Regions from separate parts of the Homo sapiens genome. Here regions 1, 2, 3 and 4 are each linked to region 5. The links are chromatin loops, found by intact Hi-C in ENCODE. Cell type or tissue: CD4-positive, alpha-beta T cell. All regions are shown on one strand. Region 1 has its middle 9.8 kb from the start of TSBP1-AS1. Region 2 has its middle 8.4 kb from the start of BTNL2. Region 3 holds the start of HLA-DRA (major histocompatibility complex, class II, DR alpha). Region 4 has its middle 15 kb from the start of HLA-DQA1. Region 5 has its middle 14 kb from the start of PSMB9.

Evidence for each region. Peaks named below come from ENCODE experiments on the same cell type or tissue, not always from the same donor. Only the 100,000 strongest peaks of a DNase experiment are listed, where the experiment ranks them.
Region 1: a loop joins it to region 5, with 7 times the contacts of the local background. A loop is called at or near these places in 3 of 110 quality-filtered maps.
Region 2: a loop joins it to region 5, with 13 times the contacts of the local background. A loop is called at or near these places in 54 of 110 quality-filtered maps.
Region 3: it touches region 5 in a loop (5-fold over the local background); 13 of 110 quality-filtered maps call a loop at or near these places.
Region 4: a loop joins it to region 5, with 7 times the contacts of the local background. A loop is called at or near these places in 6 of 110 quality-filtered maps.

What each region holds. Positions count from the first base shown.
Region 1 is chr6:32,242,882-32,247,881 of GRCh38, forward strand. No RefSeq gene overlaps it. Among named protein-coding and RNA genes, the nearest start is that of TSBP1-AS1, 9.8 kb to the right of the region's middle. In CD4-positive, alpha-beta T cell, CTCF peaks have their summits at 2,226 (motif pointing right) and 2,425; a DNase peak (open chromatin) is centred at 2,240.
Region 2 is chr6:32,413,093-32,418,092 of GRCh38, forward strand. No RefSeq gene overlaps it. Among named protein-coding and RNA genes, the nearest start is that of BTNL2, 8.4 kb to the left of the region's middle. RefSeq lists silencers at 1,134-1,409, 1,606-1,754. In CD4-positive, alpha-beta T cell, CTCF peaks have their summits at 551 (motif pointing right), 760, 2,527 (motif pointing right) and 2,726; DNase peaks (open chromatin) are centred at 549 and 2,539; H3K27me3 peaks cover 403 bases.
Region 3 is chr6:32,436,724-32,441,723 of GRCh38, forward strand. HLA-DRA (major histocompatibility complex, class II, DR alpha) reads left to right here and starts at 3,164. Exons shown (of 5, transcript NM_019111.5): 1 at 3,164-3,309. The coding sequence starts at 3,228. In CD4-positive, alpha-beta T cell, no CTCF peak of the experiment used is centred here; DNase peaks (open chromatin) are centred at 828 and 3,078; H3K4me3 peaks cover 1,881 bases; H3K27ac peaks cover 1,885 bases.
Region 4 is chr6:32,619,513-32,624,512 of GRCh38, forward strand. No RefSeq gene overlaps it. Among named protein-coding and RNA genes, the nearest start is that of HLA-DQA1, 15 kb to the right of the region's middle. In CD4-positive, alpha-beta T cell, CTCF peaks have their summits at 3,114 (motif pointing right) and 3,324; DNase peaks (open chromatin) are centred at 3,199, 3,659 and 4,359; H3K27ac peaks cover 2,492 bases.
Region 5 is chr6:32,865,667-32,870,666 of GRCh38, forward strand. No RefSeq gene overlaps it. Among named protein-coding and RNA genes, the nearest start is that of PSMB9, 14 kb to the left of the region's middle. In CD4-positive, alpha-beta T cell, CTCF peaks have their summits at 2,689 (motif pointing left) and 2,892; DNase peaks (open chromatin) are centred at 1,435 and 2,705; H3K27ac peaks cover 754 bases.

The DNA.
Region 1 (5,000 bases), 620 kb before region 5:
TCTGGGCTGGGGCGGCATTACTGGTTATCCCTTTCCTGGGGAGGTTGACAATTAACCCTGGAAACAGTCTTTAAAATTTTTACTGGACACATATAATTATGGATTGACAATCTTCCATTTTAAATTTAGAAACTACAGGCAAAAGTTAAAGATATCACAAATGAGTTTTTTATTTTTATTTTTTCATGACAAGGAAATTAGTTGTGTGCTGGGGTCTAGTATGGGGAAAGAATCTATTAAAATATATTTAAAAAGGTAAATCCAAAAATTTATAATTACAAGAGTGAATGACAAGATGATTGTCAATAAAATTAAATAAGCAAAACAACTGCTTGCCCTTTAGAAAATGTATCCAAGCTCCAGGGATCCAAAATGTTTATGAATCTGTGGATGTCTGTGTGTGTGTGTGTGCGTGTATATTTTTTTTTCGTTGTTGTTTCTCTGCCTCTCTCGCCAAACTATATGGAGCCCTGGCTAAGGATAGAGGACTGTCAGATGTGTTTTCAGGGGAATCGCTGTTTTCTTCACATCAGGGGGAAGTTCTTAGGCAGCTGAAAGCAGGGGCTCAGGTGGGCATGGGGGGGTGGGAGGGCTGAGGTTTAGGATGGGAGGGTGGGTGAGAGCTAGTAAGGGTGGGTGGGGCACTGGGGGTGGGCAGCGGGTACTTGGCTAGGGGTTCAGGACCTGTCTCAGGGCTGCTGTCCAGGGGGGTGGAGGAAGGGGTAGTGAAGGGGTCAGAGCACTCAAGATGCGCAGTGTAGGCAGGGGACAGGCTGCGGTGTGTGAAGAGGGTAGCCTGAGGTGGTGAGACTTGCTGATCACCCAGCTGGGCTGCCTTGGTCTACTCACAACTGGTCTTCCCTGTGTGTTTGGTAAACACCAAAGGAGGTAAACTCTCCAATCCTGGCCTGTGCTGATGGTGAGGCGGGAGAAGGCTTCCCTGGGTCCCAGGTCCCCAACCTGGCACAGTCATGGGTCAAGGGCTGCCTGTTCCTCACCTGCCTTCCTCACGGGGCTTCTGAGCCTAGCCTTGCTTCGGGCATTAGGAGAGTCTGCCTGGAAGGCTCTCTGGCCCCCAATGCCCTGCCCTCCAAGGCTCCCAGTCTAGGTGGGAGAGACATACAGAACAAATAGCATCGTGGGGGTGGTGGGAGGTGGTGTGAACATGTCTCCTGCAAGCTCTGGGAAGAAGCTGTGGCCACACAATGGAATGTCTCCAGCCCTGACCTCTCCTTGGAACTCAGACCTTTCTGCCTCTCTCGCCAAACTATACGGAGCACCTGGTAAGGATAGAGGACTGTCGGATGTGTTTTCAGTGGAATCACTGTTTTCTTCACATTCTTCACATCAGCCACCTCCTCCACTCCCCACCAGGATGTCAACTGAAACATGTCTCAGTCCAAATTCTTTATTCCCTGCTTCTGCAGCTATTCCCTCCCTCCCCGCAATCCTGGCACAGCGTATTGCTTAGGCTGGACTACGCTGTGAATGTGTCTCCCAAAATTCATGTGTTGGAAATTTAATTCCCATGCAACTGTTGGAAGGTGGGGCCTTTTGGGAGGGCCTTTTGGCAGGGCCTGCATGAATGGATTAATGTCATTATAAAAGGACTTGATGGAAAGAGTTCATCCCTTTTGCCCTTCCACTCCCTGCCACGTGAGGACACAGTGTTCCTCCCCTCCAGAGGATGAAGCAACAGATGCCACATTGGAAGCAGAGAACAGCCCTCACCAGGCAGTAGTGCCTTGATCTCAGGTTTTCTGGCCTCTAGAACTGTGAGAAAAGACATTTCTTTTCTTTTTTCTTTTTTTTTTTTTTTTAAGACAGAGTCTTACTCTGTTGCCCAGGCTGGAGTGTAGTGGCATGATCTTGGCTCACTGCAACCTCCGCCTTCCGGGTTCAAGCGATTTCCGGCTAATTTTTGTATTTTTAGTAGGGACGGGGTTTCACCATGTTGGCCAGGCTGGTCTCAAACTCTTGACCTCAAGTGATCCGCCCGCTTCAGCCTCCCAAAGTGCTAGGATTACAGGCATGAGCCACTGCGCCCGCCTCGTTTTGCTATTCTTCAACTTCGCATGTTTGGATTGCTACAGCTTGAGGTCTTTAGTGTCTGGTTTCCTTCGCTCCCTTCCACGGTTCTAAGATTGTTTTCTGCATCCTCCGTACCCCTCCCTCGGTGTCTTCCTGCTGGGAACTGCTCTTTCTGTCTGCCACGTGGTGGCCACAAGGGGGCAGCAGAGGCTGAGGAAAATCTGGTGAGACCAGGTTGGGGGCCTTTTCCCGGGCCCACGAGTTACTCCCCCCCGCCCACGGAGCACCTTCTGTCCGGGCGCCTCCCAGGCCGCTGCTGCTTCTTGGTTCTGCTTCCTTTTCTGAGACCCGCTGCTTTAGAGAAGATTTCTGGAGCAGAGATTTGGAGCAAGGATCTCCAAACTCTTTTGATCACACACTCCATTCAGTAATATATTTTGAACATGCAGCTAACAAACATATGCAAACATAATGCAGGTTGAAAGAACAAACGCAAATCACATTAAAAGGGCATAAGATTGAAGATTTTATAATAGTTCTAATATGTTCTCTGCCTTCTTTCCTGTCTCTCCAGATCCCTGGAGGACCCCTAGGGCTGGTGCCCCTAATCTGGTGGCCCCCTGTTTAGAGCTCAACTGAGCTTTGATGTAGACCTGGCCCCTGTTAGGGTTTGGCCACACGACCTGTGACCCTGGGCAGGTTTCCTCAGATCATCGAGGCTCTGTCTCTCAGCTGTAAAGTGAGGACAGTAAGGACCATCTCATGGTATTAAGCTAAAACATTCACGGAAATAAATATGTAATGCTCAGAGTAAGATGCCACCTAGTGAACAGTGGGCCTGAGTATTTGGTGGTGGTCATTAGAGAGCAGAGGCGCTGGCCTCAGGGTTCAGCCCACAGTTCTGCCTGTGGAGAGGAGACTCAGTGACAAGAGAGAAAAAAGTGTCCGACATCCTGGGGACTGAGAATCTGCCTCTCAGGGTTGGACAGGGCAGGGCCTCTTCTGCCTCCAGCACCCCAGGCCTCTCTCCTCTGATTCTATCAGGGACGGAGGCCAAGGTTGGAGACCCCTAGGCCTTTTCACCTAACTTGGTTTTCAGATTCCTCCCACTAGGACTTGTGTGTTTCAGCCTTAACCATGGATGGGCCTGACCTACACGGGATTGAGAGGGTCAGTAAATTCGTCCCCACCACTGACTGGGTCACCTACCTGGGCAGTACACATGCTGCTCTCGGCAACTGTTTCTTCTCCTGACACTTATGATTTTATATACAAATTGTTGGAAGTTATGTCGTAATATAGTCCTTTTGGTAAGAGTATATATGGTCAAGGATACTGTGACTGAATTTGAAGAGTAAATAATACAGCTGTGTATTGAGCTATATAATGACTAGGGCTCTCTTTATTTTGGGGACAGAGTGAGAACTTCTTCACTTATAAGGTGGCTTTGTCTTGATTGGTGAAAATAGAGAATTATTTCATTGTTGTATAAAAGTTCAGGCCGGGCACGGTGGCTCATGCCTGTAATCCCAGCACCTTGGGAGGCCAAGGCAGGCAGATCACCTGAGGTCGGGAGTTCCAGACCAGCCTGGCCAACATAGCAAAACCCCATTTCTACTAAAAATACAAAAATTAGCTGGGTGTGATGGTGGGTGCCTGTAATCCCAGCTACTTGGGAGGCTGAGGCAGGAGAATCGCTTGAACCCAGGAGGCAGAGGTTGCAGTGAGCTGAGATTGTGCCACTGCACTCTGGCCTGAGTGACAGGGCAAGACTCTGTCTCAAAAAAAAAAAAAAGTTCAAATATGTGTAATATGAAAACTGTGCAGCCAAAGGTGTGACTGGTGCTCAATATTATTTTATTGCATCTTTGTTCCAAATCCACTCCATCTTTGTCCTGCCTTGTGGTTCTGGAGCTGGACCCTATAAACATTTCTTCTTTGCCATTGGGCACAACGTTAGACTTTGACAGTAAATTGCACTGGAAGGAATACTGCAAGACATAGCAGAGAAAACAGCTTCATTCTAGTTCTGGTACTTTTTTTTGAGATGGAGTCTCACTCTGTCACTCAGGCTGGAGTGCAGTGGCGTGATCTCGGCTCACTGAAACCTCTGCCTCCCAGGTTCAAACGATTTTCCTACCTCAGCCTCCTGAGTAGCTGGGATTACAGGTGCACACCACCACACCTGGCTAATTTTGTATTTTTAGTAGAGACAGGGTTTCACCATGTTGGCCAGGCTGGTCTCGAACTCCTGACCTCAGGTGATCTGCCTGCCTTGGCCTCCCAAAGTGCTAGGATTACAGGCGGGAGCCACCGCGCCTGGCCTGCCAGGCTTTCTTAATATGCCCTACCACCATGAAACTTATATTGGGGGGGAGACTCAGATAGGGGCCAATGGGGGCAAGTTTGAGCCTTGCCAGGTTGATACTTGGGCACTGAGCAGAGTGACTAGTGTCTGTGTTTTGACATGTGTGTATAACTCCTGTTGGAATGGGAAATGTTAATTTAGTTCCCCCACACAACCTGTTGGGCTGCCTCTTGCAAAACTGGGGCCTTTTGCCTGTGGTTCCATGAAAAGAAAAGGAATGTTTTTCTTTTGTAACGTGGCTTGGCCCCCACAGCTACGGTGCAGCAAGCAGGGTCATCAAAAGCCACTCTGCTCTTCTGGAAGCAGCTGAGAAAGGGAAGCCATAAACCTGACAAGCTGGTAAAAAGCTAATTTCTTACCAGCTAGCCTCTGGCCTTTCTCTCTCTGTGCAAATGAGTTGAGTGAACAATAAAAATCACTGTTTGTCTCCTCTGCAAAGTTTTGATTAATAGGGAAGAAGATTTGTGTGACTAGTCTTAGGTTGTAGTGAATCTTGTGTACTTTTGCTACTTTGAACTATAAATATTTGTATTGTTTGGCCCCTTCTCAGAAATCACCTTTTTTGCCATCTTCCTTTGTCTTTGCCTTTTTGTGTCGTTCT
Region 2 (5,000 bases), 450 kb before region 5:
TCTGGAAATTACCAGATGAACTCCTCTGTCAGAAGACATAATAATGCTTGGCATACAAATTAAAATCCGTAATAGGAAAATATAGAAATTTACTTTATACACCTGAATGTGTGAAAAGATGCCGCTCATTGCATGCATTCTGTAGTATCATCTCTATGGTACCAAATGCTGCAATTATTTGAATTTTTTATGGTCAGTCACATCAGCGCCAACTCACCGCGTAAAGAAGCTCCGTTTACACTCGCGTGTGTGTGTTCTCACAAATCATCTGCATACACTTTCTCAGAGGTCTGCCTGTGCTGAGAACTGTGTCCTAAATTATGCTACATATTATGGGAGGTCATTTTGTGCAGGAAGATGTTGGTGTGTGGGAGAGAAAAAAAGGAGTCACAATCTCTGCATTCTGACTAGAGTCCACCTCCAGGAGAAGCGGGAAAACAAGGCATAAGCTGCTAGAACTGAGGAGAGGGAAAAACAAGCATCCGGCGAGGGCAGGAGGAACAGGAGAGGGGAGTCATGGATCTGCCTGGCCACCAGAGGGCAGCAGAGACGGGCTCACTGTCGGCTTCAAGGATGTTCCGCAAGTCGATTCACTTACAGACTCTTCTTCAAATGCGGCGGTCACCTGTGACCCACATTCATAACTCCCTCAGCCACTAGACGACAAAAGAAGCCCTGAGTTTAGGCTGACTGAGATTTTCATTCTAGCTTTGCTATACATTTGGGCAAGCTTTACTTTGGGTAAGTCTGTTCTTTCCAGGGGTCTCAATTTTCTTAGTTTTTACACAGGGATAGTATGTGGGTGGCTCACATTAAAGTATCGTTGTAAGGATAAAGTAAGAATATAATCATGATACAAAATCCCTTTATAGCTATTAGGTGTCATTACTGGGAATGGAAGGTCTTGGAAAGAAGGTGGATAGAAAAATAGAGGAGATTAGAAATGAAGATAAGAAATCAAGGTCAATCCAAGAAATGTCAGGAAAGTGTTGCTATGAATATGGAGAAGTTCAGGCGACGCCATCAGCTGTTTCTTGGGGACCTGGTTGAAAGATGTTTTGAGAGCTCTTAGATCAACTCACCAGAAAGATGATTACTTTGTGGAGTCTCCCAGCAGTGAGACTTATACAGGTATCGTTTCCTCAGGGAAAGGAAAGAAAAATCAGCAGCTCTCATCTCCTGGAGGCACAGTGGCTTGTCCTCCACAGTCCCCTCGGTTTGCTGACTGACTGGAGGAGAGAGAGCACCTGCAGAAGCCCTGCGACTCCTCCCCCAGATGTGAGTGGGGGGCCTGGGATTCCCGAGGCCAGTGAGGGGAGGGTGGTGCTCACAGGACGGAGGCCTTTCCTCACAGCGTGGCCACGGTTCAATCTGCACCTCTGGCCATTTTTCTTGATTGGCAAAAAGAAGGAAAGAAGAAAGGAAGAAAGGGAGGAAGGGAGGGAGGGGGGAGGAAGGAGGGAGGGAAAGAAAAGAAAAGAAAAAAGAAGAAAAGAAAGAAAAGAGAAGAAAGGAGGAAGGGCAGGCAGTAGAACTTCTGAATAGGAAAATGCCCAAACATTTAGGGATGGAGGACTGAGGTATTCTTAGTTCTGGCTGACCTACAGTCTAAGTTGAGCTCTTTACATACATGGCTGTCATATACTTTACAAAAAGTGTCTGACAAACCAGTTCCTCTAAAACTTTTAATTTTAAAAAATTTAGGTTGGGTGTGGTGGCTCACACCTGTAATTTCAGCACTTTGGGAGGCCGAGGCATGTGAATCACCTGAGGTCAGGAGTTTGAGACCAGCCTGGGCAACATGGTGAAACCCCGTTTTTACTAAAAATACAAAAATTAGCTGGGCGTGGTGGTGCACGCCTGTAATCCCAGCTACTCCAGAGGCTAAGGTAGGAGAATCACTTGAACCTGGGAGGCGGAGGTTGCAGTGAGCTGAAATTGCGCCATTGCACTCCAGCCTGGGCAACAGAGTGAGACTCTGTCTCAAAAAATAAATAAAATAAAATAAAATAAATTTTTACTTTTAAATTTACTTTTATGAAAGAGTTACAGAAGTTTAAGACAATCACAATGATCATCTATTATTTTTTGAAAATGATGAAATTACCTAAAATTGATTCTACTGCAGGTGGGAGCCTATAAGACTAAAGTTCCCAGGAAGAGATGTAAGCTTCGGTGAAACCCACCTCAGTTGACTCCAAAACTAATGCAGATGCCCCCTTGGGGAATTGCGGGGAGAGGGTGTACAGAATGTGTTAATACCATCACACTCCTCCCAGGACCCCAAAGAAGCTGCACTCACAGAGATATCCGGGCATGTCTCACACTGGAAATAGGGGACCCTTCCAAATATTGGGAGAAAGAAGGCAAAGAAAATCATACCGATATACTAAGCCTCCTGCATTTGCACCCATCCAGCCTGCCATTCATCCTGGGTTCTTTTACTTGGTCCTCTTGGGGCCTCTGAGAGGATCTCCATCTCTGCGAAGTGCATTCCCCACCGGGCTGTTGCAGTTCCACACATGGCCAGTAGATGACAGGTTTGTTCAAGAACCGCCTCCAAGATTTTACTACTGCACCGCGATTTCAGAGTGGCGGGAAGGACTGAGAGTCCCATTTAGAAACTTCCCAAATCTTAACTGCCAATATCTTTCTTTCTAAAATTGTGTTTTTGTATTTCGTGGTAAACTCAGTTCAAAGCCGCGGATGGGGGCAGGAATAGGAAAACTGCTGCTGCTGCTGAATATGCTTCTCTCTCTTAAAGGTCCCAGCAGAATTCTGCCACTGAACCACCCTGGGAGAATGCGGGGGAAAGAGAGGAGGAGAGAAGGACAGAGAGAGAGAGAGAGCCAGAGAGGATATGAGGGAGATAGGGAGAGAGGACTGCTTCATTGTCTTAAATTCGTTGTAATCACGTCGCAATACCAGGCACTCATTCTTAAGGTAGCAAAGCAGAAAATATTATAAGTTCAGTTATTAATGTCATTTGCACTTTTGAGAGTAGAGAACATAGGCACTAATATTATAATAATTCAATAACTATGAAGGAATCAAGACAATCTTCAGGGAGGATGTGGTGCATGGAATGGAATGTAAGGAATCGTTCATACTTCATGTAGGTTTAGCATTTCTTGATTACAAGCTAAATAAGGGGTGGATTACTCATGAGTTTTCCGGGAAGGTGGTGGGCAATTCCTGGACTAAGGGCTTCTCTCCTTTTTAGACCATATAGGGTAATTTTGGATGTTGCCATGGCATCTGTAAACTGTCATGGCGCTGGTGGGAGTGTCTTTTAGCATGCTAATACTTTATAATTAGCATATAATGAGCAGTGAGGATGACCAGAGGTCACTCTTGTGGCCATGTTGGTTTTGGTGGGTTTTGGCCCGTTTCTTAACTGCAACCTGTTTTATCAGCAAGGTCTTCATGACCTGTATCCTGTGCAGACCTCCTATCTCATCCTGTGACTGAAAGTGCCTTAACCTCCTGGGAATGCAGCCCAGTAGCTCTCAGCCTCATTGTACCCAGCCCCTATTCAAGATGGAGTTGCTCCGGCTCAAACACCTCTGACATTTGTGGACACGTAGAAAAGGATAATTAATGGGTTAGCAGGATGAAAGGAAAACTATACCCCAAAGGATAGCCTAGCCATTGAAATTGATATGAACTGGAATATGAAAATAATTGGGGACAATTTAGTTTCATGACCATATATAAAACATTTAACTATGTCTGGTTGTATTTTAACATAAAATTGGGCATGGGAAACTATTTTTAAAATATTCTTTATTTTTTAAATTGACCTGGATTTTTCTTTCAACTTTTATTATTTTAAAAATTAGTTTAAGCCTAGCAGATTTCACATAATTTCAGACTCCTTTTGGCAAACAGTAAACATTACAGCCTGGAAAGCTTGATTGCTTATATATAAAACCCTAAGAGAGCTATTGAAAATGCCTAGAATGTGTGAATTTAACAATGGTAAAATACAAAAACAAATTGTAATTCTATACACCACAGCAGAATATCATATATAAAATTTAAAAATCACTTCATTATGACAGCAATAAAAACATAAAATACTTAGACATAAACTGAACCGAAAGATGTGTGATGTGAAACTATAAAATACTGATGAGAGAAACTGATAAAATTCTAAATGTGTAAAGAGATATAATATATTTTGATTTGGGAAGAATTGATATTTTTGAAATAACAGTTCTCAACACGATCTTGATCAATATTCCCACTGGGTTTCTTTGTGGCAATAGACAATTCTAAAATTTATATGAAAATACAAAGGATCTACAATAGCCAAAACTTATTTGAAAAAGGACAGAAGAAATATGCAAAGCTTGGTTTCAAGTCATGCTTCAAAGCTATGGGCAACATGTCAAGGCTAGTAATGTAAGTTAGAGAAACTTCAACAAAGAATTGTGCTTAGTTGTGGGAATCCATGGGAGATTCTGGAATGAAGATGCATAGGAAACAAATGCAAGAGATGAGTCCTGGGCCCTCAGTCATTTAGAAGTTGGGAAGATGGGAGACTTGGCAAGGCAGGCTGAGATCTGGCTGTTATTCTCGTGTGATGAGAATCTCAAGACAGTGAGGTTTAGTAACAAGTCAAGAAAATACATCAATGATGCAGTAGTGGTTAACTACATAAAATGCTTCTGATATGATGAATAAAATGACATCCTAGAGATGACCATTGGATTTGGCAACATGGAGCTAACACATGTCAGTGACAAGGAGTTCAGTTAAAGATGTGGACTGTAGCCTGATCTGTGAAGAGTGGAAGAAGAATGGGGAGGAATGGAAATAACAGGTGCAGCCCAATATTTTTAAGAGTTTCCTTCAGATTAGAAGTAAAAATTCATTAGCAGAGTTGGATTTAGGGAAAAGGAAATGCCGTGGCATGTTTATATGCTGATTGGAATCACTCACTAGAGAGAGGAAATTTTTTTGGTAAACTGGATAAAGATACTTACAACATATTA
Region 3 (5,000 bases), 430 kb before region 5:
GTGCAGAAGGAAAAGGGGGTAGGGGGTGGTGGAAGGGAAGCTAAAAGAAGGGGCTGGAGGTTCTCAGAATTCAAACCACACAAACAAATGAAGTATTGAGGTCCCAGACTTGATCTGGGCCCAGTGTGAAAGCCCTAACTTATTTCTCCAGAAGAATATGTCCTCTGGTTTTAGACTTGGCACTGTGGGGAGAACCAGAGTGATCTATGGTGGATATACACACAAACATAGACACACATATTTGCATTTAGTAATTTTTGTAAAATTTCCATTTGCTTCTCTGATCCTGTCTGTATCTTTGGGAATAGATGTAAGAATATTACATCTCTCAGGCTTGCTCTGCCCCAGGTTTCTGAACATGGAATACATTTCTCCAGTGAAACTCAGTATTATGAGATTTGGGAGGTGGAAGTTAGGCCACAGCCATCTCAGGGACAGGTTTCACAGACATGAGTTTTGGCAGCAGCCTTGTGTTCTAAAGACATTTACTCCTAGGGGCTCTAGAGGATCTGCAACATCAGCAGAGGCTTCCTGTGGGTTCCTGATCTTTTAAAATTAGGGGTCTGCAGTGACTTGTGCTCCTCCAGACCCCCTAACAGTTTTAAGGGCTAATTCCCTGTAATATATTCAGTTCTGCTTAGACTGATTACAGGGATTCCTATTTCTTGACTGAATTCTCATGGCTATAGTGTCTCGTCACCATTTGACATCACCAAGAAGTCCTCATTCAGGTGCCTTTGGAAATTCCCTCAAACACACAGGAAATTAGAGTTTGAAAGAAAACGGAGAACCATGAGCACTGTCCAAATAGGAACTTCTCTCCTATCACAGAGAAAGGGAACTGAAAGTCATTTCTCAAGTGTCCCAAATTTAGTAATCTCACAAGAAGAACCAATCAGTGTTCTAGGACTAAACAGTGTCATAAGTTGCTGAGCAACAACTTGGATTGAAGATGCTATTATAATATATGAAATGTCTTTGAATTTACCATGTTTTTCTCAAGCACCATTTAAGAACAAGGCATTATGGCAGCCAGCAAAGGGCAGACATAGAAAATTATACATGGTTTTGCCTCTAAAAGAGGAGATGACAAGCTTAAATCATAGGATCAGACTCTTAGCACAGACTGATACCATAGGCTCTCATCTGGCCCATTCTCCTGACTCTTTAACTTTCAGGAAAGGTATTCCTGAAAAATTGCAGGAGAGACCATGCTGTAGGTCTCTTTCTAGCGATCTAGGAGTTAATGCCACAGTGTGTTCAAAGCCCTTTGATGCGATCAGATAATCAGTAATGTATGGAATATTTGTGTTCATAACTTGTGAGAACGGCTGCATGGCAGGACAAGACCCCAGCACAACAGTATGGAAAATCCACCCTAAGCAGACATGTCATGACTGATGTTGAACAATGGACTCACCAGCCAGGCACGGTGGCTCATGCCTGTAATCCCAGCACTTTGGGAGGCAGAAGCAGGCAGATCACGAGGTCAGGAGATCAAAACCATCCTGGTTAACATGGTGCAACCCCGTCTCTACTGAAAATACAAAAAAAAAAAAAAAAAAAAAAAAAAAAAAATTGGCCGGGCATGGTGGCGGGCGCCTGTAGTCCTAGCTACTCGGGAGGCTGAGGCAGGAGAATGGCGTGAACCCAGGAGGCAGAGCTTTCAGTGAGCCGAGATCGTGCCACTGCACTCCAGCCTGGGCGACAGAGCAAGACTTCCGTCTCGAAAACAAAACAACAACAAAAAAAAACAATGGATTCACCATCCGATGGGCTCCCTCACTGCCAGGTCACTCTTCATGGAAGTATTTGTATTCCAGTCCTTTCTGTGGAAAGAAATTAACATTCTCCTTTTCATAACACTGTATCTTCAGAAACAAGAGAGTCGAAGTCTCCTAATTTTCAGGACTGTCTATGTTGAACATCAAAATATATTCTTTAGAGCAGATCTTTAATAATCATATGACAAAAGAAAAACTTTCATAATCTTATGACATGAGGGAAGGAATATTAAAGCCGTTCTGTGGGTTATTATCTCTAACGTTCCCAATAGAATAGGCTTTGCCAGCTGGGTGTGGTGGCTCATGCCTGTAATCCCAGCACTTTGCGAGGCCAAGGCGGGCAAATCACGAGGTCAGGAGTCTGAGACCAGCCTGACCAACATGGTGAAACCCCGTCTCTACTAAAAATACAAAAATTATCCGGGCATGGTGGTGGGCGCCTGTAATCCCAGCTACTCAGGAGGCTGAGGCAGGAGAATCGCTTGAACCCGGGAGGCGGAGATTACAATGAGCTGAGATCACGCCACCAACTCCAGCTTGGGCGACAGAGCAAGACTCCGTCTAAAAAAAAAAAAAAAAAAAAAAAGAATAGGCTTTGCCCACTATACTCTCTCATATTCATTGACCTGAATCCTCAAATGAGGTGTGTCCATTAGTCAACTCCAATCTCTTGTCATATATAAGATGGTAGAGATGAGAAGAAGGTAGCTCCTTTACAGCCCACTATTTCCACTAACTACTACCTGTGTTTCAAGATACAGCCTTTCATCCTTCTCCAGTGTTGAGAGTGTTGAACCTCAGAGTTTCTCCTCTCATTTTCTCTAAATGAGATACAATGCCAGCCATCCCAAGCTCTTGGCCTGAGTTGATCATCTTGAAGTCTAGGACTCCAAGAAGCATGAAAGAGCTTCTTTAGTGAAGCTATGTCCTCAGTACTGCCAAAATTCAGACAATCTCCATGGCCTGACAATTTACCTTCTATTTGGGTAATTTATTGTCCCTTACGCAAACTCTCCAACTGTCATTGCACAGACATATGATCTGTATTTAGCTCTCACTTTAGGTGTTTCCATTGATTCTATTCTCACTAATGTGCTTCAGGTATATCCCTGTCTAGAAGTCAGATTGGGGTTAAAGAGTCTGTCCGTGATTGACTAACAGTCTTAAATACTTGATTTGTTGTTGTTGTTGTCCTGTTTGTTTAAGAACTTTACTTCTTTATCCAATGAACGGAGTATCTTGTGTCCTGGACCCTTTGCAAGAACCCTTCCCCTAGCAACAGATGCGTCATCTCAAAATATTTTTCTGATTGGCCAAAGAGTAATTGATTTGCATTTTAATGGTCAGACTCTATTACACCCCACATTCTCTTTTCTTTTATTCTTGTCTGTTCTGCCTCACTCCCGAGCTCTACTGACTCCCAACAGAGCGCCCAAGAAGAAAATGGCCATAAGTGGAGTCCCTGTGCTAGGATTTTTCATCATAGCTGTGCTGATGAGCGCTCAGGAATCATGGGCTATCAAAGGTAGGTGCTGAGGGAATGAAATCTGGGACGATAGACTACGAAGCATTGGAGAAAAGACCTATGGACATTTGGAAGATAATGTGTGGAGTGAAAGAATAGTGTGACAGGTATTATGTGGTCTCGACAGAAAGTATAACAAATTGTGGTTTGGTGGAGTTCTTCCCTCACCACAAACTGAAGTAAGTCAAATTTGGTTTAGAGGGTCAAAACTGAGTTGTGTATTGATGAATAGCAAGGTCCTGCTACAAGCCAAACTGGGGGTGGGGGTGGGGGTGGGGGAGGAAGAATATTTTCTGGCAAGCATTAACAAGTTATATTTCTGGGCTTTAATTATTCTTTCTGGAAAATTAGTAAAATTAAAAACTAAAAACCACACATAGTTTTGCTAGAATTAAATGAAAAAAAAAAAGTTATTAGCCCTGTTCTTATCTGAATACATGATACAGTAGTTATTTTTTGGAGTGTAAATCCTGTCGGTATATATTGAGCACATATATTGTGTTGAAGATTACTAGAAGGAAAAGTCATCAAAAAGCAACAATTTACCCCAGGAAAAGGGGAGGGAAGGCATGCTGATATGAGTTGCCTCATGGGACAGTGATAGCCATTCCCTGCCTTCCCATCTCCATGGTACAGCAGATCTTATATCATGTTAACTTAGTAATATTTCCAAGAGAGTAGAAAAATAAGTAAGGAAATGGGGAATCTGATATTATTCTCTCTCATCTCCAGAGCAACATTGGTGCTGTTGTAAAGATGTACTGTAGAAAAGTATTCTTCACCCAGCGTGACCCCCACAGAAGGTGTCAGGTAGACTTGAAATAAGCAAAGTAATAACCCAGCTCCCATACCCATAGTGGCAATTGTAGATTTCTATTGCCCCAAAAGAGCCATACATAGGGATACTTACCTAGAAAGACAGAGGATCTTCCCTTGGTTTGTGAAGAGGCAGCTAGTATATTTGTGTGTGTTTGCATAGATGCAAACGGTAAATAAATTCCTAGGTTTATCAATACACAGTCAAACATTAAAATCTCTCATCTTGGCTGGGCACGGTGGCTCACGCCTGTAATCCCAGCACTTTGGGAGGCCGAGGCGGGCGGATCATGAGGTCAAGAGATCGAGACCGTCCTGGGCAACATGGTGAAACCCCGTCTCTACTAAAAATACAAAAAATTAGCTGGGTATGGTGGCACACGCCTGTAGTCCCAGCTACTCGGGAGGCTGAGGCAGGAGGATTGCTTGAACTCGGGAGGCGGAGGTTGCAGTGAGCTGAGATGGTGCCACTGCACTCCAGCCTGGCGATAGAGCAAGACTCCGTCTCAAACAACCAAACCAAAACAAAACAAAATATCTCACCTTATCTTTGAAGACTAAGGAAAAAAAAAATCTCCCACTCATCGATACACTCCACAGAGGCAGCATACTCTCCCAGTGTAGCTTTCTCTTTTCATGTTCATTATTCCCTTGGTGTTGGTTATTCTCAATGTCAATCATAACAGAACATCTTCCATAATAACAGTCCCAATTTAAGGAGCATTAAGATAAAAGGTGGAATTGCCAAGGTCAATCCAGACGAGAACCTTCTCATAGAGGTAACCACCGTGTGGGTTTGGATGCTGGGAAGCAGGGGGACTATGACGCTACAAGGTCTCAGTCTTAATTTTTGGAGTACTTCAGTCCCCAGGTAT
Region 4 (5,000 bases), 250 kb before region 5:
AACATAGTGAAACCTTGTCTCTACTAAAATTACAAAAATTAGCCGGGCATGATGGTGTGAGCCTGTAATCCCAGCTACTCAGGTGGGTGAGACACAAGACTCGCTGGAACCTGGGAGTCAGAGGTTTCAGTGAGCCAAGATTGTGCCACTATGCTCCAGCCTCCAGAGAGTGTGAGATTCTGTCAAAAAAAAAAAAAAAAAGACATTAGAGATACCTATGCAAATGGAAAGATATACTATATTCATAAATAAAATATCCAAAATATAAACACAATTTTTCTCTGAGTTAATCTATAGAACCAATGCAGTTCTACTCAAAATCCCAACATAATATTGTGGAATCACTATGCTGATTATAAATAATTATAGAAGAGCAATTGTTTAAGACTAGCCTACAAGTTAGTTACACATGCAAATAAACAGTTTGGTTTCTTTACTAGTTATACATAGAAAGAAACAGGTTGGTAAGATTTTGCCCGGCTAGTCCTCAATCTATCATCAGACTTAAGTATAAATAGGAGAGTTGTATTGATGCATGGATAAACCTATAGACAAACGAACAAAAACAGTGGGCCCAGAACCAACTCACTCATATGTAAAATCATATGTATGTTGGAGTTGGCATTGGAATTTACTTATGAAATAGTGCAGTAAGTCATCCTGAGAGAATTTGTTATCCAGACGGAAAACTCAACATTGGATTCATACAACATAGTATCCACAAAAATCAATTCAATTCAGGCTAATCAAATGTGAACAGGAACCACAGTGAACTATCACCTTATCCCAGTTGGAATGCCTACTATCAAAAAGGCAAAAACAAAAAAATGCTGGTAAGGAGGAGGGTAAAAGGGAACTTTTATACACCATTAGTAGGAATGTAAATTAGTACAGCCATTATGGAAAACTGTATGGAGGTTTCTCAAAAAACTAAAAATAGAGCTATCATACCATCTAGCAATCCCATTACTGAATATTTAGCCAAAGGAAAAGTAATTTTTAAATTTTTAAAATAGAAAATTTAGAAGATTATTTTATGAACTGAAGTAGGGAAATATTTCTTAACAGGGATGAAATAGCAAAAAAAATTTAAAATTTTTAATAAATATACTTTAATACATATTTTAAAAAACTTAATCAAAATACACTTTAAAAACATGACACAAATTGGAAGAAGTTATTTTTAATACATATAATATAGGAAAATTAAGTTGTAAAAACTAAAATTTAAGTCTTATAAGCTTAAATCTATCTATACATATGACATTTTTATATTTATAAAAATAATAAGAAATTCAGTGCCACTCCAGGGATGACAGCTAGTTTGTGAAAAGGAAGCATAGCAGGTCAATACATAATGTGAAAAGATTTCCACCCTTATTAGTAATCAGATAAACACATTTCAAATCACTAGGAAGTATCATTTAATTCTCAAGAGATGGGCAAAATGAAGTCTGACAATAATTTATTGGCAAGAAAATTCATTAGTGTGAACAATTAAACACTTCTAGTGGGGGTATAAATTCATACAACTAGTTATGGTAAAGTTGTAAACACAAATATAGTGCATAGAACTTCTAGTCTTAGACACTGGTTCTAAAGAAACATTAGGTATGTGGACAAGGAAGCATGCACAGGGATGTTAACAGAGGTGTAGGTCATAATAGCAAACAGAAAGAAAAGAAATAACCAGAAGTCTATCATGGAAAGGTTCTCAGAAGCAAAATTCCTGCACCCTTGGTTATGGATCCACAGAGGCTTCATGTGAAGAAGGCATTCAGATCAAATGCTCAAAGTGGAGTAAGATATCATTGTCTTTCACAGAATCACTTAATAGACTGCAGCAGATCTCCCTTGACCAACCCCCCAAAACCAGTCAAATTCTTCATTTTCCCCAAAGTGAGGACTCCCACATTAAGAAGCCCTCAGTACTGAGATAACTAGCAGATAAACTCATCCATTGCAAGGGTGGTCTTGATGCAGGGCCAGCAAGCCTCAAAACTGGGGCTTCACCCGAGAGTGTTCTTGGCTTCACTCGGGAAAGATTCCAAGGATGAGACAGTGGTGTTAGACAGCAACTTTTATTGAACCAAGCTACTCCTTGCAGAGCAGGGTTACCCCATAGGCAGTGTGCCCAGAATAGTAGCTCAGAGGCAGTTCTGCAGTCATATTTATACTCACTTTTAATTATATGCAAATTAAGAGGTGGACTATGCAGAAATTTCTAGAAATACGGTAGAAATTTCTGCATAATCCACCCCTTAATTTATAGATGGTAACTCCAATTACCACTTCAATGACCCCAGTGGGTCATTATTGCCATAGAAAGAAGTGGTAACCTCTGGGTGTTGCCATAGCAATGGTAAACTGACATGGCACACTGGTAGGCATGTCTTATGGAGAGGTGCTTCTGCCCCATCCCTGTTTTAGTTAATTCTCAATTTGATCTGATGTCCGAGCCTCACCTACTACTTCAGTCTTATGACCCCCAGACTCCCCAGTTGATAAGAAGATGCATGAGTAAAGGAGGAAATTGAGAGATGCTTCCTTTCGGTGTCCAAGTGTCAAAAAGGATTCCTAGTCTTAATTAAGAAATCTACTGAAAGAAAGTGATTACAGAATTTACAAGTTGACTTGGTGATGCCTCGAAAAGAGTGAGAAAGCTACAACAAACTACAAGACAGAAAAACCACGAGAGCTAAAAATGAGCATTTTGTGGTACCAATCTTGCTGTAAAAGTCTTAATATTTTGTGTATCTTTCTCAGCACTAGACTAGAACATATATGCCAATGGGTAGTGATACACAACTGTCACTGGTAAAGTTGCATACCAATTCACAATCCTATTCTCATACCCAAGTTACTACTACACATTGCTCTTGAGTCAGTAGCTGCATTTGCCACCCTGGCTCAAAATATCAGCCATCACATTTAGTAAATTCTAACATACAAAGCAAATTAGCACTGATTTATCAGATTTACCATTGGGTGGGGTGAGGAGGAGGAGGATGCTGGCTGACTTAGCCCAGTCCCTTAAGAGCTCTGTTCCAGAGAATATACTTGTGCTCTTCCTCCATGGCCCAGCATATGCACAGGGCTCCAGTCATTTGCCTCCAGCAGGGGGCTCTTCCACACTCATTCACAGTCAGCTGGATTCCAATCTCTGCTCAAGTGTGAGCAATGTAGATCCAGCCCCCTGGTTAATGTATTCATCACTGTTCAAGCCCAGTCTCTTTCAGATGTTGAGACAGTGGCCCTAACTCTGTGTGGCTGGCCCAGAGCTGTGCACCTACCCTCACTTTCATACCACATTAATTTCAGATCCTTATTGTCATGGGTTTCCCAACTACTTTTTTTTCTTCAGGGGAAACCTCCACAATGTAGTTTCTAATATGTTGAATTCATACTCCAGAAAGTGTCCTGTAGAATAATGTCTTACTGAAAACGGCCATCACAGCCAGGAGTCCTTAACTATGTTCTTTGATACCCTTAGTTACAGTTTGTTGTCATGTTCTTCACATCTTGTGTGAAGATTGTTCAAGTATTGGCCAAAGGATATGTCACTATCTAAAATTCACATTGAGAACCTCAGAGTAACTAATAATAAGTGTGATGCTTGTAGGAAAAGAAGAGCTGTTTGGTCACAGGATGTGGTTATTAGAATAGGGTTGTGGTTGAAGGGGAAGGATGATGACATAAATCTTTGCATAAACCACATTAACATGAAACCTTGATATTATCATTACATACTTTTCTTTTTATCTAATAAGGCAAAGTAGAGAAGTCAGCATCATTTGTCTCTGGCAGACTAAACTGTCAAGAAGGCATACCCAAGGTTGGTGGCAGGGGGAGCTTCATTAGCATTAGGAATAATAGAAAATATCAAAGAATAAGTTTTGTAAGAAATACATAGACTCAACAGAAAGTAAAAAATGTACTTTACTGAAAAGAAAACAAACTATAAATGAATCATGAAGTTGGATGGAGATATAATCTATAGATTTAAAACTGTTTTTATTCAAAATAATGAGATTTTAAAAAATAATAAATGTTCTGAAAGTCTAGGATAAGTATACTGTCCTGTATTGTTGATTTTTTAAAGAGTAGTAGAGTGTATTATATAGCATATTATATAAAGACATGGGCCTGAGTTAGGCAGTCTTTTTGTTTGTTGAGGTAAAATTCACATAACAAAATTAACCCATTTTAAGGTGCACAACTCAGTAGCATTTAGTGCATTCACCATGTTGTACAACCATCACTTCTATGTAGTTCCATAACATTTTCATCACCTCCAAAGGAGACCTTGTACCCATTAAACAGTCACTCCCCATTCCCACTTCCTCCTCAGCAACCACAATCTGATTTTAGACAGGCCTTGTTTTGCATCTATGGTAGTGCAATTTCTACATCAATCTATGCAGAAGGAGCTTAGGCCCAGAATTCTGCATGGTGGGTAGGAGCTGTGGCTTGTCTTGAAGCTGGATGTGCTTGCATAGCAAATGCTTTATCTTTATTTATGTGTGTTTGGGTTATTTAAAAAAGAATGTCTTATGAATATTATGGCTATATTGTTAATTTTCAAAGTGTTTTTGTTGTTTTACCTATGGAGAAAAGATTAATAGCAATTTGGTTTGTTTTACAAAGGGACTACCTTCTCCAATGTTTGTGAAAATAATAATTAAACTTTTGTTTGGCTTTGTTTTATGTATATATTTAAAGCTGTCTTGAATTTCTAATCTATCTGTTTTAAGTTTTTTTCTTTTTGTTTATCCTTATTGCTCTCTTAAAATGTTTTCTGTTTCTTCATATTATTTTACATATAACAGGGACTAAAAAATGGTCATGAGTTCAAAGAAATCAGATGAAATTTGGTAGGAATTTGGGGCTAATGTTTCAGGGTCTGATTCTTTCACTGGAGGACCATGAAGGCCATAGCGTGGAATTATTTTCTCTGGGCCCATTCAATTTCTTCTGAGAGGAAACTTCATGTATTTTGT
Region 5 (5,000 bases):
TCTATTGATTTAAATGTAAATCTCATCTAAAAAATACCTTCACTGCAATATCTAGACTGGTATTCAAATGTCTAGAAACCATAGCCTAGCCAAGTTAACACATAAAATTAACTATCACTTGGCTCAAGGTGAAACTTCCAGATCAATGTGGCAGGAGTGTTGAGGAAGGAAGTGAACTCGGTTCTAACCAAGTAGGACAGCCGAATCATCACTGAAGTGTGGCACTGGCCTTTCGCCAAGGTAACATGTGGCAAGGTTTTAGGTTAGGATAGGTACCAGGCAAAAGCTGGGTGACTCGATGGAGGCTTTTGTGCCAACCTTCAGAGACTGGCTGCGTCAGACTGCCCTCAAGAGCATACAAAGGAAAAAAAGACAAATTAAAAGCCTTTAATCCAAACTCAAGACATGAATGAAAAACTGTAAATGCCTCTATAGCAGTTTTAAAGGCTATCTTTTCTCCTGCAACCCAGCACAGATATGGCTGAGGGTCAAGCCCGGGGGCTTATGATAAAGGTTATGAAGTTGTAGAAATGTTTGTTGCATCATCCAACAGCAGCTGTTGTGATAAGGCAAGACCCCTGGTTGGGATAGACCGGACCCTGAGATATGAAATAGGGACATATGAGCAGACACAGAGAAGTCTGAGTGAGAACTATGAATCACCGCACCCCCTGAGGGTCCTTGCTGGAAGAAGCAGACTCACCGTATTAGTTACCTATTGCCATGTAATGAATGACACCCGCTTAAAATAACAGACATTTACTATAAGGTGTTACTGGGACAATAGGGGATTTTTTAATATGGATTGTGTGTTTGATAATATGGTATCAATTTTAAGTATCTTGGGGGTGATGACAGTATTAGGGTTTTGCAGGAGAAATGTCCTTATTCTTAAATTATACATGACAAAATATTTAGGGGTCAAGTGGCATAATTTCCACAGATTACTCTCAAATTGTTTAACAAAATGGTTCTTCAACAGTAAATGGATAAACAAAACGTAGTCTATTCGTGCAACACAGTACTATGTAAACAATGAAACTTCATCAACTACTGAAAATGTAACAACATGGACGAATCTCATAGAAACAATATTAAGTGAAGAAGCCAGACTTGCAGAAATACATACTGTATGTTTCCATTATCTATTGCTGGGCAGCACACCAACTCCAAACTTAATGGCTTAAAACAAAAATAATCATTTTATTATCTCTCATGAATCTGTGAATTACTGGACTTTAAGAGCCACTGATGTAGTCCATGAACCAAAACACATATTCACGGCAGCCACTCCACCCAGCACCTCACACCTGTGATGTTTACTGGCTGCCCATGGGATTTGAACACCTTTAGAGTACTGTGAAATTTCCCCTACCTTTTGAGTCCTGCCTCCCTAAAGTGGAAACCAGAAAGCTCACTTCCCCTAGCCTTCTTTGAAGCTAGAGCACCTAAGTTCCACCAATTAAATTCATCCACCTAAGACTTCAGTTACAAAGGGGCCACAGGAGGAACCAGGGTGTGGGGGTTGCAGAGCACCTTTTACTGTATTTATTTCTCTGGCAAAGGTGACAGAAGAAGCAACTGTCTTTTGGGGAAGCGGTGGGTTTTTTCCTTTTTTTTTTTTTTTTTTAAGTGAAGTTCCTGAAACAGAAGTGGTTTAGGAGGTGTCTTCAGTGGTGGCTGCAGCAACCTCCAGGTCCTAACAACAGAACCAACAGCAGCGTCTAGAAGCCATGGGGCAGCAGCAGTGGTGTGGCTCATCAGACCTGCTCTCTGCGTGGTCTGACCCTGTACATACATGTGCCTCTCATCCGTAGTTCCAGCATTTCCTCTCTAAAGTCTAGTTCTGAGAGAAATTTCTTTGGTAGACTTTTCAAAGTTTTATCAAACTCAAAGAGGGAACCAGCAAGAATACAAGAGCCTTGATCCAAAGAGTATTTGAAAAACAGAGCTGTATCTCTCTGTGAGGAAATAATTTCTAGGCTAGAGATTCAAAATGGCTAACGTGCTAGAGGGCAATAAAATCATAACCTTGGTGTTATCTTCTTTACCGGAGAAAAAGAGAAAGCCAGCATCCCTTATCAGCTCTCTGCTGATTAACCTCTAATCGCACAGGGCTGGCCGGGTTCGTCTTAGGCAAATTACAATCCCTGAAACACTCTGGTTTTGATCAGGCAGAATTATGAGCAAAGGTTCAAGTGTGATATAAAATAATCAAGCACGTACAATTTTGCCTTATTTATAATTTTGAAACACTTTTCCTACACAATTTCTGACCTTAAGGGGCAGAATTAACCAAATAAAACTTTTCAGAAATGCTCTAATTCAGTTCCACTCATTTTATCGTCTCTATTTGGCCTGTTTTAGGGCTAAACCCAGAAGCAAAATCTTCTTCAAAATGAATGTATTGACAGTCACCATGCCAGACTTGGAGTACGAACAAGAGCATCCTTTTACCCTTACTGAAACCTATGTGGTCACTAAAACATATATCAATAATATTTTTAACCTGGACAAAATTAATCTAGAAAATTGAGCTACTGTTTTTTATTTGTCAGCTTTTACCACATTGTGGGTTTGAGACACAGGTAGTTCTTTTGATAGTACAGCGTTAATTTAAAATATAAAAATCATGCCAAACACATCTAATTACTTTTAGCTTCCTTCACAGTAGGCGGAGGAAGGTGAAAAATTAAGCCTTTTGCGCCACCTAGTGGCCAAATGGGTAGTGGCTGTCTAGTGAGAAAAAACAAAGATTTGGGGGCGTGAAAAATAGCTTGACAGTGTTAGTATTCTGAATTCAGGGTATGAGGTTGGAAGAAGGCAACAACAAAAAAGAATTTTCAGAGAAACTGGTCACTTAAGTGCATAGGTACCTGAGAGTGAGCAATTGTTATAACTTTGATATCTCAATAACCAGAGTGACAATAAAACATTTGAAAATAAACATAAAGAAGGTAACAATTATAAGAAACTTTAGGTGTTTCAGAAGCAAATGGTTTTTTGTTGTTGTTTGTTTTTAAAATAATTTAAAAACTTGATGCTATCAGCACAAAGCACTAAAAGTTATCAAGGTATTAAGTGAGAGCATTCTGATAAGAAACCACCGCTAGCTGGGCAGATTATGCTAAAGGGAAAGAAAAAGTTTTTTCTCTGTCTTAAGTGTAGAGTGTATATTCCAAGATCAATTTTAAATTACAAATCCTCTCCTTTTTTGCTTATTAATTCGAATTCATCATTACGTGTGTGTTTTACAGAAATACATATATAGTTGAATGACAATTTTGTTTAAAACTTTCCACTTTAGTTTTAAAACGTAGTTAATCTTATCAATACAATACATGAATGTATATCCACACTAAGTTTACCACCTTAATTTGAGTTTTGCAAAAATTAAATATGGACAAAGGTATATATATAGAAAGCCACTTAGTGACCCAATAATCTTTCTCTCTATGATACACTTAAGAATTTTTTAGACAATAAAAAGTCACTTATTAACTAGCTCAGTGAAAATTAGTCCAAAGTAACAAAATCATTTGAGGCTGCAAAACAACAATATCACTATTGATATTAGGAGTTTTTCAAAGAGGTAAAATTCTAAAATTTTTACATAGAGTGCAAGCTAAGTAGCTAAGTCAAATGACTTGCAATATTTTTCTGAAATTCACAAGAGCCAATAGTTTAAAAAAAGCATCTCATAACATTTAATTAAAAATATACATTTTCATTTAAGTTTGCTTCCCACAAACCACTGACACACTCATTGACACAGTGAATGAGTCTAGTGACAAGAAACAAATCCTTTTTGTTAGGTCACTTCTAACACTCTGCCTCCAACAAAATAAAGAGGACCTATTCAAGCTGTCAGCTATTATATCATTTAAAGTAATTTTGGGAAGGAGGCCAGGCAGGAGGATCGCTTGAGGCCAGGAGTTCAAGACCAGCCCTGGGCAACATAATGAGACCCTGTCTCTATGAATAATAATAATAAAATTAGTCAGGCATAGTTCGATGTGTCATAGTCCTAGATACTCTGAAGGCTGAGGCAGGAGGATCACTTGAGCCCAGGAGTTCGAGGTTACAGTGAGCTATGATCGCACCACTACACTCCATCTTGGGTAATGGGGCCAGCCAAACACCACAGAAAAAACTGCGACTCCACCCCCACCAGCTAAGGTCAAATGAGGAGCCTAGACTTTCACCCTCACCAGGCTGTCATAAGGAACCCAACACTTCAACACACACATGCACACACACCAGGATGGTGTCAGAGAAAGTGAATAGGGAGTCAGGATGGTCATGCCCTCTTGGTGAAAATGTACTCCTTTCCCCAAGCCCCTGAAATGTCAATGGAAACCTAGACTTCCATTCCTCACCCAACAGTAATGAAGCATCTCTTCCCCTCTCCTCTAGGGTGATGTCAGACAATGCCTAATGGAGAGTCAGGATTTTCATCACCACCCAGAGTTAATCCAGCAACCACTCCCTGATACCTACCACTCACTCCTCCACTCCACTGTCCCATCTTGGTGTCAATAAAGGTCATGTGAGGGATAGTAAGTGGCACTCCTCTCCCAACCAACCAGGGAGGTATTAGTGGGCACCTAATAGGGAGCCAGAATTTCTGTCCCCACTCAGTAATAATGGGGACCTATCTGAGGTGTCAATGAAGGCAGAGTGAGAAGCCTGGACTCCTACCCCTACCTGGCGTCATGAAGCTCACCTGCCTACCTGCTGGAGAGGTGTTAAAAGAAGCCAGCTAAAACAGTTTAAATAAGACCAATAGCCTTATAACATAATGCCTGAAATGTCCAAGTTTCAATTGGAAATTATTTGTCATATCAGGAACCAGGAATATCTCAAATTGAATTTTTAAAAGACAATAAAATAGATGCCAAAACGGAAAGAAAAGCCTGATGAAGATTTTAAAGCCACCATTATTAAAATGCTTTGATGAGCAATTAACACTTAAAAGAATGAAAAAAATAGGATGTCCA